Linked DNA regions of Homo sapiens: all the other regions are linked to region 3. Evidence: chromatin contacts called from ENCODE Hi-C or POLR2A ChIA-PET data. All regions are on one chromosome and are shown on one strand. Each heading gives the region's core, a stretch centred on a gene start or an enhancer-like site at or near the end of the contact. The rest is flanking DNA. Distances are from core to core; before and after follow the strand shown. Region 1 overlaps TBC1D22B (TBC1 domain family member 22B). Region 2 has its middle 13 kb from the start of PIM1. Region 3 overlaps TMEM217B (transmembrane protein 217B).

Region 1 (3,337 bases), core at 195-2,694, 61 kb before region 3:
TACAGCTCCTACAGTCACAGATGCCAAAACAGCAGTGCAGCTGCCAGGAAGACATACTGATGTCATAGTCCAGAGGGACTGGACCACGGCTAGGTAAGCTTGTCTTTCCTCTCCATGCTCGATAACGCTTACTACTCACAGTGTGGTTGGTGGACCAGCAGCAGCAGCATTGCAAGGGAGCACATCAGAACTTCAGGCTTTACCTGAGACCTGCTAAATCAGAATCTGCATTTTCTCATAATCTCTAGGTGAGATCTTATCAAGATCCTAGGTGATTTGTATGTACATTAAAGTTTGAGAAGCAGTGCACTGACTAGTGCCAAAAAAGTCTGTCTATTTAAAATGGCTAAAATCAGAGTTGCTGAATGAAAAGAGGGGAAACAGTTTTGAGGATAAATTTAACTCCTAACCAATATACCACAGCCTGAAGACTTGGAAAGCCTGTACCCTGAGAGCACTACCATGAGACATACCTAAAGTATATGACTGGTAAGCAAAGAGGCAGCAGGTGGTGACTGTACCTGTCTGTAGGTATCCTGGTGATGTTCCTCGTTTCGAGAGTCATAATACTGTTCAATGAAGCCAAAATATTCCTCCCGCTTCCGCTGCAGGGTCAACTTCCTCCTCTCAGTGTTTGCTGGGAGATAGCCCTATAGACAAGACTGCTGGTCAGATGGGGAAAGACAATGGTTGGATAAATCCTTAATTTTTATTTTAATCTATGCAGTGGTTTGGAAACTACCAAGAAGGAAAACTGCCAAGGGTAAATCCCTTTTTGGTTCTGGCCACCCATTTTTTGCCCTCTCCTCATTCAATGAGATCCACATGTGAGCAGATGAAGCAAGGCCAGCTTTCCCAGGATTATTTACTCCCTTGGCCCTGCACTGTGCTGGAGCTTGTGCCACTGGTGAGCACTCCTCAGCTCCCAGAGCTGGCACAGTACAGCAGTGAATGTAGGTCAGTGGGAGGGAGCTGGACCCAAGTCATGGCCTCGGAGGGCTGTGTGTGTCCAGGGCCATACTTCTGAGAAATGCAGGGATATAGCAACCTCTACAGCACATCTCAGCAGTGTGCCAAGTAAGTTGGTGCCAGTTACATTCTTTTCCAGTGTAACTTTCAGAATTACCAGCTTAGGAAGCAGCTGAATGGAATCTGTGACATACAGCTACAACACTCAGACAGAACTTCTGGCAGCAGCCCCCGGCCTAGCCAAAGCTCCAGGCCAACTTTCATTCTTATCCCTGGTCTAGATCCCACTCTCATTCTTATATTTTCTGTTCCCCTTCCGTTCTCACCAAATCTACTCTGAATAGTATTCAAACTTATTAGAAGTGGCAGAGGCAATGATTGCATGGTTGCAAGAGTAGAGGTGGGGGCGAGCAGTCAGGAGACAGACCCTTCTTCTTGAAAACATTTATGTAATGCATTCTGCAGTGAGTGCCTGGAGAGTGGGGACTGTGGTTTATTCATTTTTGCATCTGCTCAAAGCATCTGGCACTATGCCTGGCAAACAGCAGGCTCTCAATAAATCCTCACTAGATGAATGAATGAATTTTACAGGCTCAGGAAACCCAAGTGTTTCTATCATAGCGGCTGGCACAGTGCTCTGTACTTGGTGAAAGCAGGACTAGTAAAGCTTCCAAGGGAGGCCAATTTATCAACTCTTCACAGATCAAAGTGGGTTTCAACTTTTGGTTATTCCGGCTGAAACAGGAGTGAAGCACAGGGAACGTTGGAGCTTACTCAAAGCAAGTGCTGGGATCACCCTATCTCACTCTATTCTTCTTCCTCGCTGTTAAGAACATGACACCATGACTATTGGTACAAGTCTGTGTACCACTACATGTGTGTGAATAAACTCTCAAGAATGTATTTCTTTATGCACAGAAATAGGACTATAGTCCCATAGTTCTGTCATATCCAGTAGGACTAGAGAAGTCTATGGAGTTAAGACCAATGTGTCCAGACTAACCTCATCAGGCAAGAAGGGCTGTGTGAGGCTCACATTTCTCTACACAGTGGGTAGAACTCACCGACAGGAGTCTCCAGGTTATAGGTCGAACCTCCCTGGGAACCCCTGGCCAGCTACACTTCCTCAGTTCATCTGTAAATAGAAAACAGCCTTGTTAGGTTAACTCTCCACAAATGCTCTAAAGCAAACCGCAACCAGCACTGCCTGATGTCTCCTTCCATCCATGTAAGACCACCACCACCACCTGCTACCCATAAGCACAGTGAAAAGCCCAAAACAGCCCCGAGCAGCTAAGTGCCAAGGACACGGCCTTGCAGTAGCAGTCCTGTCAGCTCAGAGATGAAAGTTAGAGGGGAAGGGAAAGACCAGTGGGTGTAGATTTCAGTAAGAGTCACCTTGAGATAAGGAAGACCAAAGTCAGAATAGTTGCACTAGGGTCTACAGGCCACAGAAACCAGTCCCACCTAATTTGGTCCATAATCTCTAGTAACATATGTCTGACTTAATACCTGCATGTCACTGCAATGGGCACCAGGTCAGGAGAAGCTAGAAAAGTAAAAGAAGGAAGAATAAAGAGCAGTAGCTTCCAGGTCTCTGAGAATTCCAGTCACCCAAAGCTCCTACCTTGCCTGGGCTCACAGGGACTCACCTAAGTCAGTGTTCTGGCTGGAGAGAAGTTGACGGAATTTTTCTAGGCGGGTTTTCTCCCGGACAGTCATTGGGGGGGCCCCAGAAGCGTTCTGATCCGAGATCCGGGCAACGAGGGGGATGATGGGCCGGAGAGGGAGTGATTGCTGTTTGTGGAGTGGGTTCCTCAGGCATGTATCACCTGAGATCATTTGAAAAAGAAAGAGAACGGGCTGTGTGAGGAGTATGGATTCTGAGAAGCCTTAAACCTAACCGTTCAGCATTGTGTTTCCTCCCCAAGGGTGTGGCTGCCTGTGTGCACTGTCTGAGGTGCCCAGCTGAAGGGCAGCGAGGGGCCAGAACCCAGCCACACCCCATTCACTGCCCAGAGAAAGGGCTGCATTTATATCAAACACACCAAGGCACCTTAGGTGGTAACAGAGACGCCAGATGCTGCAGCAACTTTTGAGAACTTTTTTGGTGACTCTAAAGGTGCTAACAGAGACTCCAGATGCTGCAGCAACTTTTGAGAACTTTTTTGGTGACTCTAAAGGAAAATCAAATGTTTTCTTTCTACCCTAACTTGGAACTTTTCTTGGTGCCAAATAGTGAGTTTAGTTTAGTCTAAGGCAGTGTTTTCCTTCCCATTCCACACCACAGAGCACATAAGGAATGATGACACTGCAGATGACACCACAAAGCACAAGGCTGCAATAAATGGAGGTGGTTGCTCTCCAC
Region 2 (3,383 bases), core at 323-2,822, 39 kb after region 3:
CAGGAATTCAAGAACAACTTGGTCAACATAGTGAGACACCCATCTCTACAAAAAATTTAAATATTAGTAAGGTGGGCTGGGCACGGTGGCTCACGCCTGTAATCCCAGCACTTTGGGAGGCTGAGGCGGGCGGATCACGAGGTCAGGAGATCGAGACCATCCTGGCTAACATGGTGAAACCCTGTCTGTACTAGAAAATACAAAAAAATTAGCCAGGCGTGGTGGTGGGCACCTGTAGTCCCAGCTACTCGGGAGGCTGAGGCAGGAGAATGGCGTGAACCCAGGAGGTGGAGCTTGCAGTGAGCCTAGATTGTGCCACTGCACTCCAGCCGAGGCGACAGAGCAAGACTCCATCTCAAAAAAAAAAAAATTAGCAAGGTGTGGTGGCAACATGTCTGTGTCTCAGCTTCTTGGGAGGCTGAGGCAGGAGGATCACTTGAGCCCAGGAATTTGAGGCTGCAGTGAGCCTCAATTGCGCGACTACCCCAGCCTGGGTGACAAGCTCAAAGTAAATAAATAAATAAGCCGGGCATGGTGGCTTATGCCTGTAATCCCAGCAATTTGGGAGGCTGAGGCGAGCAGATCACCTGAGGACAGGAGTTCAAGACCAGCCTGACCAACATGGTGAAACCCTGTCTCTACTAAACATACAAAAATCATGGTGGCACATGCCTGTAATCTCAGCTACTTCGGAGACCGAGGCAGGAGAATCGCTTGAACCCAGGAAGATGAGGGTGCAGTGAGCCAAGATCATGCCACTGCACTCCAGCCTGGGCAAGAGTGAGACTCTGTCTCAAAATAAATAAATAAAATATAAAGTAAGAGAATGCCAAACACAAAATTTAGGACAGTGGGTTGTATCTGGGGGAGGTAAGAAATGGACTAAGAGAGGATCATATAGATAGATGGATGTCATTGTTAATATTCTGTTTTTTGAGCTGGGTGGTGGATTCACTACCCAGTATGATAAAATATAATAATAACGGGCCAGATGCGGTGGCTAACGCCTGTAATCCCAGCACTTTGGGAGGCCGAGGCAGGTGGATCACCTGAGGTCAGGAGTTCGAGATCAGCCTGGCCAACATTGCGAAACCTGTCTCTACTAAAAATACAAAAAATTAGCCGGGCGTGGTGGCAGGCGCCTGTAATCCCAGCTACTTGGAAGGCTGAACCAGGAGAATTACTTGAACCTGGGAGGTGAAGGTTACAGTGAGCCGAGATCACGTCATTGCATACCAGCCTGGGTGACAAGACTCCGATTTAAAAATATATATATATATATATATATATATATATATATATAAACAAAAGACCATTCTTGGACCAAGGATGAGAATATACGATGAGCCAAGGATTATGATGAATCCACTTCTGTACATCGGATGTCCTGTTATAATAAATAAAAATAAAGACAGTCCTCTGGTCTTGCCCCTAGTTCTGCTTATTTTTGCACTTCCTCCCACAGCACTGCTGAGGGGACACTGCAACCTTGCTCTTGGCAATCGGGGTTAGTAGTGCAAGGCTGGGCAGGAAATGAACTGGGGGATGAGGCCATATCTTTTTTAACACTGTTCTTGATAGGTCTTTTGTGGTGAAGGTTTCCAAGAACCAGCACAGCAGTTGAAGGAGCTGAGCAACATTTACAAGAAATGTGCCCCTGCCCCACCCCAACCCCCCCGGGTCCCCTTTCTTCTCCCTTTTCAGCCTCCAACTCTTCCTCCCCAGCCAGGCCCAAGTGAAAGATAGTTTACAGGAGTTCATAATGACTATTTCCACAGAACAGAATGGCTTACCCAACTCTGGAGTCTGGGGAAGAACCATTCTCACCTCCAGATCCTGGGCCCTGAAGGGACCTTGAGGTGGCTAATCCACACAAATGTTTGCAGTGAGCCAAGATCGCGGAGTCTGGATGACCATAGAACCACAGATGGCCTAGGTCCAAATTCTGACCTGACCACTACCTAATATGTGGCCTTTGACATGAAATTTACTGCTCTGCACATCTGTTATCCCCATCTGTGAAATGTGGATACATAACTGCATCAAGCCGGGCTAGGTGGCATGTACCTGTACAGTCAGCTACTCAGGAGGCTGAGGCAGGAGTATTGCTTGAGGCCAAGATTTTGAGGCCAGCCTGGGCAACATGACAAGACCCTCATCTCTAAAACAATAAAATAGGCAGAGCGGAGTGGCTCATGCCTGTAATCCTAGCACTTTGGGAGGCTGAGGCGGGTGGATCACCCGAGGTCAGGAGTTTGAGACCAGCCTGGCCAACATGGCAAAACCCAGTCTCTACTAAAAAAAAATACAAAAATTAGCTGGGCGTGATAGCACATACCTGTAATCCCAGCCACTCAGAAGGCTGAGGCAGGAGAATCGCTTGAACCCAGGAGGCAGAAATTTCAGTGAGCTGAGATCGCGCCATTACACTCCAGCCTGGGCAATACAGCGAGACTGTCTCAAAAAAAAATAAATAAATAAAAATACAAAATAAAATAAAATAAAATAAAACAAATAACAGTGTTTCCCCCTGTACTTTCCAATAGTGTCATAGAGTTGTTTTAAGGATAAATAAGTTAATGCATGCAAAGCATGCAGAATAGTGCTGGGCACATAGTAGGTACTGTATGTTAGCTATTATCACTAAGGAACTACTACATGCCTGGCACTAGGTTAAGAGTTATCAGGCCGGGCGTGGTGGCTCATGCCTGTAATCCCAGCACTTTGGGAGGCCAAGGCGGGCAGATCACAAGATCAAAAGATTGAGACCATCCTGGACAACATGGTGAAACTCCGTCTCTACTAAAAATACCAAAAAAAAAAAAAAAAAAAATTAGCCGGGCGTGGTGGTGGGTGCCTGTAGTCCCAGCTACTTGGGAGGCTGAGGCAGGAGAATGGCATGAACCCGGGAGGCTGAACTTGCAGTGAGCCGAGATGGTGCCACTGCACTCCAACCTGGGTGACAGAGTGAGACTCCATCTCAAAACAAAACAAAACAAAACAAAAACAAAAATTAGCCAGGCGTGGTGGCAGGCGCCTGTAATCCCAGCTACTTGGGAGGCTGAGGCAGGAGAATGTTTGAACCAGGAGGTGGAGCCGAGATCATGCCACTGCACTCCAGCCTGGGGACAGAGCGAGACTCCATCTCAAAAAGAAAAAAAAAAAGAGTTATCAAAGATGTAGTTCAGACCAGGCACAATGGCTCATGCCTGTAATCCCAGCACTTTGGGAGGCAGTGGCAAGAGGATTACTTGAGCTCAGGAGGTTGAGGTTGCAGTGTGTCGTGATCGCACCACTGCACTCCAGCCTGGGCAACATTGCAAGACCCTGTCTCAAGACAAACAGACAAACAAACAAAAAAACAAATTAGCTGGGCACAGTGG
Region 3 (3,503 bases), core at 355-2,854:
CGCCTGTAATCCCAGCACTTTGGGAGGCCGAGGCAGGCGGATCATTTGAGGTCAGGAGTTCAAGACCAGCCTGGCCAACATGGTAAAACTCTGTCTCTACTAAAAATACAAAAAAATGAGCCAGGCATGGTGGTGGGCGCCTGTAGTCCCAGCTACTCGGGAGGCTGAGGCAGGAGAATCGCTTGAACCCAGGAGGCGGAGGTTGCAGTGAGCTGAGATCGTGCCACTGCATTCCAGCCTGGTGACAGAGTGAGATCCTGTCTCCAGAAAAAAAAAAAAAGGCTGAGGCAGGAGGCTCTGTTGAGCTCAGGAGTTTGAGGCTGCAGTGAGCTATGATTGCATTACTCCATTCTGGCCTGGGCAACACAGCAAGACTCCATCTCTATAAATAAATATATAAATAAGAAAAATGGGCTAGGTGCAGTGGCTCACGCCTGTAATCCCAGCACTTTGGGAGGCCAAGGTGGCAGATCACCTGAGGTCAGGAGTTTGAGAGCAGCCTGACCAACATGGTGAAACCCCGTCTCTACTAAAAATGCAAAAATTAGCTGGGCATGGTGGCACACGCTTGTAATCCCAGCTACCTGAGAGGCTGAGGCAGGATAATTGCTTGAACCCGGGAGGCAGAGGTTGTGGTGAACTGAGATCACGCCACTGTACTCCAGCCTGGGCGACAGAGCAAGATACTGTCTCAAAAAAAGAAAAATATTTGAGTTGAGTATAGAATCCTAGGTTGGCAGGGGTTTCTATTTGTTTGTTTTGCTTTGTGTAGCACAATTAAAATATTATTCCATGGGATTTTTGTTTCCTATAGAAGTCTATAACTGTTGGTCTTTTAAATAAAAAGCCCATTGGCTGCTTTTGAGATTTTCTTTTTGTGTGTGGTGTTCCATAGTTTGAGTACCATATGTTTTGTGTAGATTTTCTTTCATTTATCCTTCTAGCAATCAGTTAGGTTTCTTGAATCTGTGCATTGGTGTTTTTTTTTCAGTTGTGCAAATCCTCAGCTATTTTCTCTGTAAATATGCTACCCCCATTTTGTCTCATCTCTCTTTCTCTATCAGAACATCTTATTATGTCTTTCATGTCTCTTAACTTCTCCTTCATATTTTCCATCTTTTTGTCTCCCTGTGCTACATTCTGGATAATTTCTGCTGATTTATCTTGTTTCCTGGTTAACTAATTATTCCTTAATCTGTGTCCAACCTGCTACCATTTATGTCCACTGAATTTTTAATTTCAGATACTGAGTTTTTCATCTCTAGAAATTCTATTTGGGTTCTTTTTCAAATCAGCTAGTAATGGCAGTGGCTGCTACCATCACTCCGGCTGTCACTCCAGCTGCAGCAGGGAGGCGCGGCTAGGGTTACACACTCCATGGAGCCGGTGGAAGCCCGGCCCCTTCTGAGTTAAGTCGGGAACTCACCGGGTGCTACTGCAGCCGCCCAAACCAAAGCCGTAGACCCCACCTCCGGCTCTACGGAGCAGGCAGAAGTCCCGCCCTCTTGGGCGGGCTGCAGCTGCCCAAACTGTGGCTGTGCATCGAAGCCTCCCTGTGCTCTTGGAGGAGGGCCGGGAATAGGCAGGATCTGCCCTCCCAGGTGCAGCTGCAGCTGCCAGGACCCACGGCTGCAGACCTGGGCCTCCCACTTCACTGAGCAGGCAGGAGCCAGGGACAAGTAGGAGACCCGCCCCTTTCGAGTTAGCGGGGCGGGACCTCCTAGGTGCAGGACCCGGGCGTCTCTGCAGCCTGCACCCTCGGGGACCCCAGGAGGCCCCCTTCCCCGGCTTCCTGCCGTCCCTGCAGGCTCCCGGATGTCTGCTCCCGCTGCCTGGCCTCTCTCCAATCCCGGCACCAGTTCAAATCTCGGAGCCGGGTTGGGGTCGAGCCCTGGGGGGGCCATGGATGGCAGCGGGAGGCGTATCGATTCCCGGGTGGAAGGGGGCGGGTCCTCAGTAAGGCCCCACCCTCAGGCCAGGGAGAGCCTGAAGGCTGGGGCCAGGCCGCCAGTCCTGCAGACCTAAGTGGTGCCTCTTCCAGCCTGCCCATGGCCCCCGATGTACCAATCTGCGTGCACTTCCTCCCTTCTGAGGTCCATAAAAGACCTGGGCTTAGCCAGAGCAGGGCAGAGGATGGCTAGAGGACGAAGAGAGCAGAGAGATGATAGGACGACCAGCTGCAGAGAGGAGCTATCCTCTCTGCTGATAGCAGGAGACAATGGGAGGACCAGCTACAGAGAGGAACTACCCTCTCTTCTGAGAGCCTCAGAGACCTGCAGAGACGTCAGGACTATCAGCTGCATAGAGGAGCAACCCTCTCCAGGGCCTTCTCCCTGCTGAGAACAGCAGATATTAGCATGACTTGCCTACAGAGCGGAGCTACCCACTGCGAGTCTCCTTTTAGCTGATCTAACACTTAAAGCTCATCTTCATCTTGTTTACCCTTCACTTGTCTGTGTACCTCATTCATCTTGGACACAGAACAAGAACTCAGGCAAAGGTGCCGCTGGCCACAGAGGTTTCTGGCCAGAAAATTGACACCCCAGAGATCCTGTAACACTAGGTCATTTTCTATGGTTTCCTGTTTCTTCATATATTTTCAGTTTATCTTTTATTTATTTTAATGCAGTAATCAAAGAAAATTCTGACACATTCTATAACATAGATGAACCTTGAGGACATTATGTTAACAGAAATAAGCCAGTCACAAATGCTATAAGATTCTACTTACATGGCCAGGTGGGGTGGCTCACCCCTGTAATCCCAGCACTTTGGGAGGCCGAGGTGGGAGGATCACCTGAGGTCAGGAGTTTGAGACCAGCCTGACCAACATGGCGAAACCCCGTCTCTACTAAAAATACAAAAATTAGCCAGGTGTGGTGGTGCACTCCTGTAGTCCCAGCTACTTGGGAGGCTGAGGCACGAGAATCGCTTGAACCCAGGAGATGGAGGTTACAGTGAGCTGAGATTGCACCACTGCATTCCAGCCTGGGCGACAGAGCGAGACTCCGTCTCAAAAAAAAAAAAAAGACTCCACTTACATGACATGTCCAGAGTAGTCAAATTAATAGAAACAGAAAGTAGAATGATAGTTTCCAGGAGCTGGGGCAGGGGGAAATGGGAATTCGTTGCTTAATGGGTGTACAGTTTCAGTTTTGCAAGATGAAAAAGTTCTAGAGATTGTTTGTACAACAAAATGAATATACTTAACACTACTAAACTGTCTACTTAAAAATGGTTAAGATGTAAAATTTTATCTTGTATATATATTATATATATCTGTGTATTATATATGCATGAATTATACTATAATAAAAGTAAAACAAAAATTTTAAATAATGCAAAAATATAGTAATCATAGTTGTTTGATGATCAGATATTACTGCAGTTCCATTGCTATCTGTTGTTTCAGCTTGTTCTCACAGTGCCTTGTTCCTTATGTGCTTGGTTATTTTTCACTATGTACTTGTCATTGTCCCTGAAAAATTACTGATGAAGATTCT

Evidence for each region. Hi-C counts contacts between places; a loop is a spot of excess contacts on that map. ChIA-PET counts read pairs that join two places held with the same protein, here RNA polymerase II (POLR2A). Pooled maps may share reads with other maps.
Region 1: a map with no recorded cell type shows a loop between it and region 3 (2.4-fold over the local background). The contact joins two enhancer-like sites. A Hi-C loop is called at or near these places in 2 of 168 maps with a recorded cell type or tissue (CD4-positive, alpha-beta memory T cell and CD8-positive, alpha-beta T cell), 2 of 37 single-sample maps with no recorded cell type and 11 of 50 pooled maps. POLR2A ChIA-PET finds 5 or more read pairs at or near these places in 7 of 52 experiments (GM12878, H1, K562 and 4 more).
Region 2: a loop to region 3 is called in a map of MCF 10A, with 19 times the contacts of the local background. The contact joins two enhancer-like sites. A Hi-C loop is called at or near these places in 28 of 168 maps with a recorded cell type or tissue (B cell, CD4-positive, alpha-beta T cell, CD4-positive, alpha-beta memory T cell and 23 more), 20 of 37 single-sample maps with no recorded cell type and 31 of 50 pooled maps. POLR2A ChIA-PET finds 5 or more read pairs at or near these places in 28 of 52 experiments (A673, AG04449, AG04450 and 21 more).

What each region holds. Positions count from the first base shown.
Region 1 is chr6:37,281,649-37,284,985 of GRCh38, reverse strand. It overlaps TBC1D22B (TBC1 domain family member 22B), which reads right to left. Exons shown (of 13, transcript NM_017772.4): 4 at 2,622-2,801; 5 at 2,034-2,104; 6 at 522-650. Among named protein-coding and RNA genes, the nearest start is that of TMEM217B, 25 kb to the right of the region's middle. Within about 2 kb of position 1,444, at least 12 of the 41 ENCODE cell types and tissues checked have a DNase peak (open chromatin) inside an H3K27ac peak, as active enhancers do.
Region 2 is chr6:37,181,605-37,184,987 of GRCh38, reverse strand. No RefSeq gene overlaps it. Among named protein-coding and RNA genes, the nearest start is that of PIM1, 13 kb to the right of the region's middle. RefSeq lists a cis regulatory region at 1,505-1,718. Within about 2 kb of position 1,572, at least 5 of the 41 ENCODE cell types and tissues checked have a DNase peak (open chromatin) inside an H3K27ac peak, as active enhancers do; they include natural killer cell, where a contact is called at or near this core.
Region 3 is chr6:37,220,717-37,224,219 of GRCh38, reverse strand. All of the region lies in intron 1 of TMEM217B (transmembrane protein 217B), which reads left to right. All of the region lies in intron 1 of TMEM217 (transmembrane protein 217), which reads left to right. Among named protein-coding and RNA genes, the nearest start is that of TBC1D22B, 35 kb to the left of the region's middle. RefSeq lists silencers at 1,305-1,354, 1,725-1,984 and an enhancer at 2,185-2,324. Within about 2 kb of position 1,604, at least 22 of the 41 ENCODE cell types and tissues checked have a DNase peak (open chromatin) inside an H3K27ac peak, as active enhancers do; they include natural killer cell, where a contact is called at or near this core.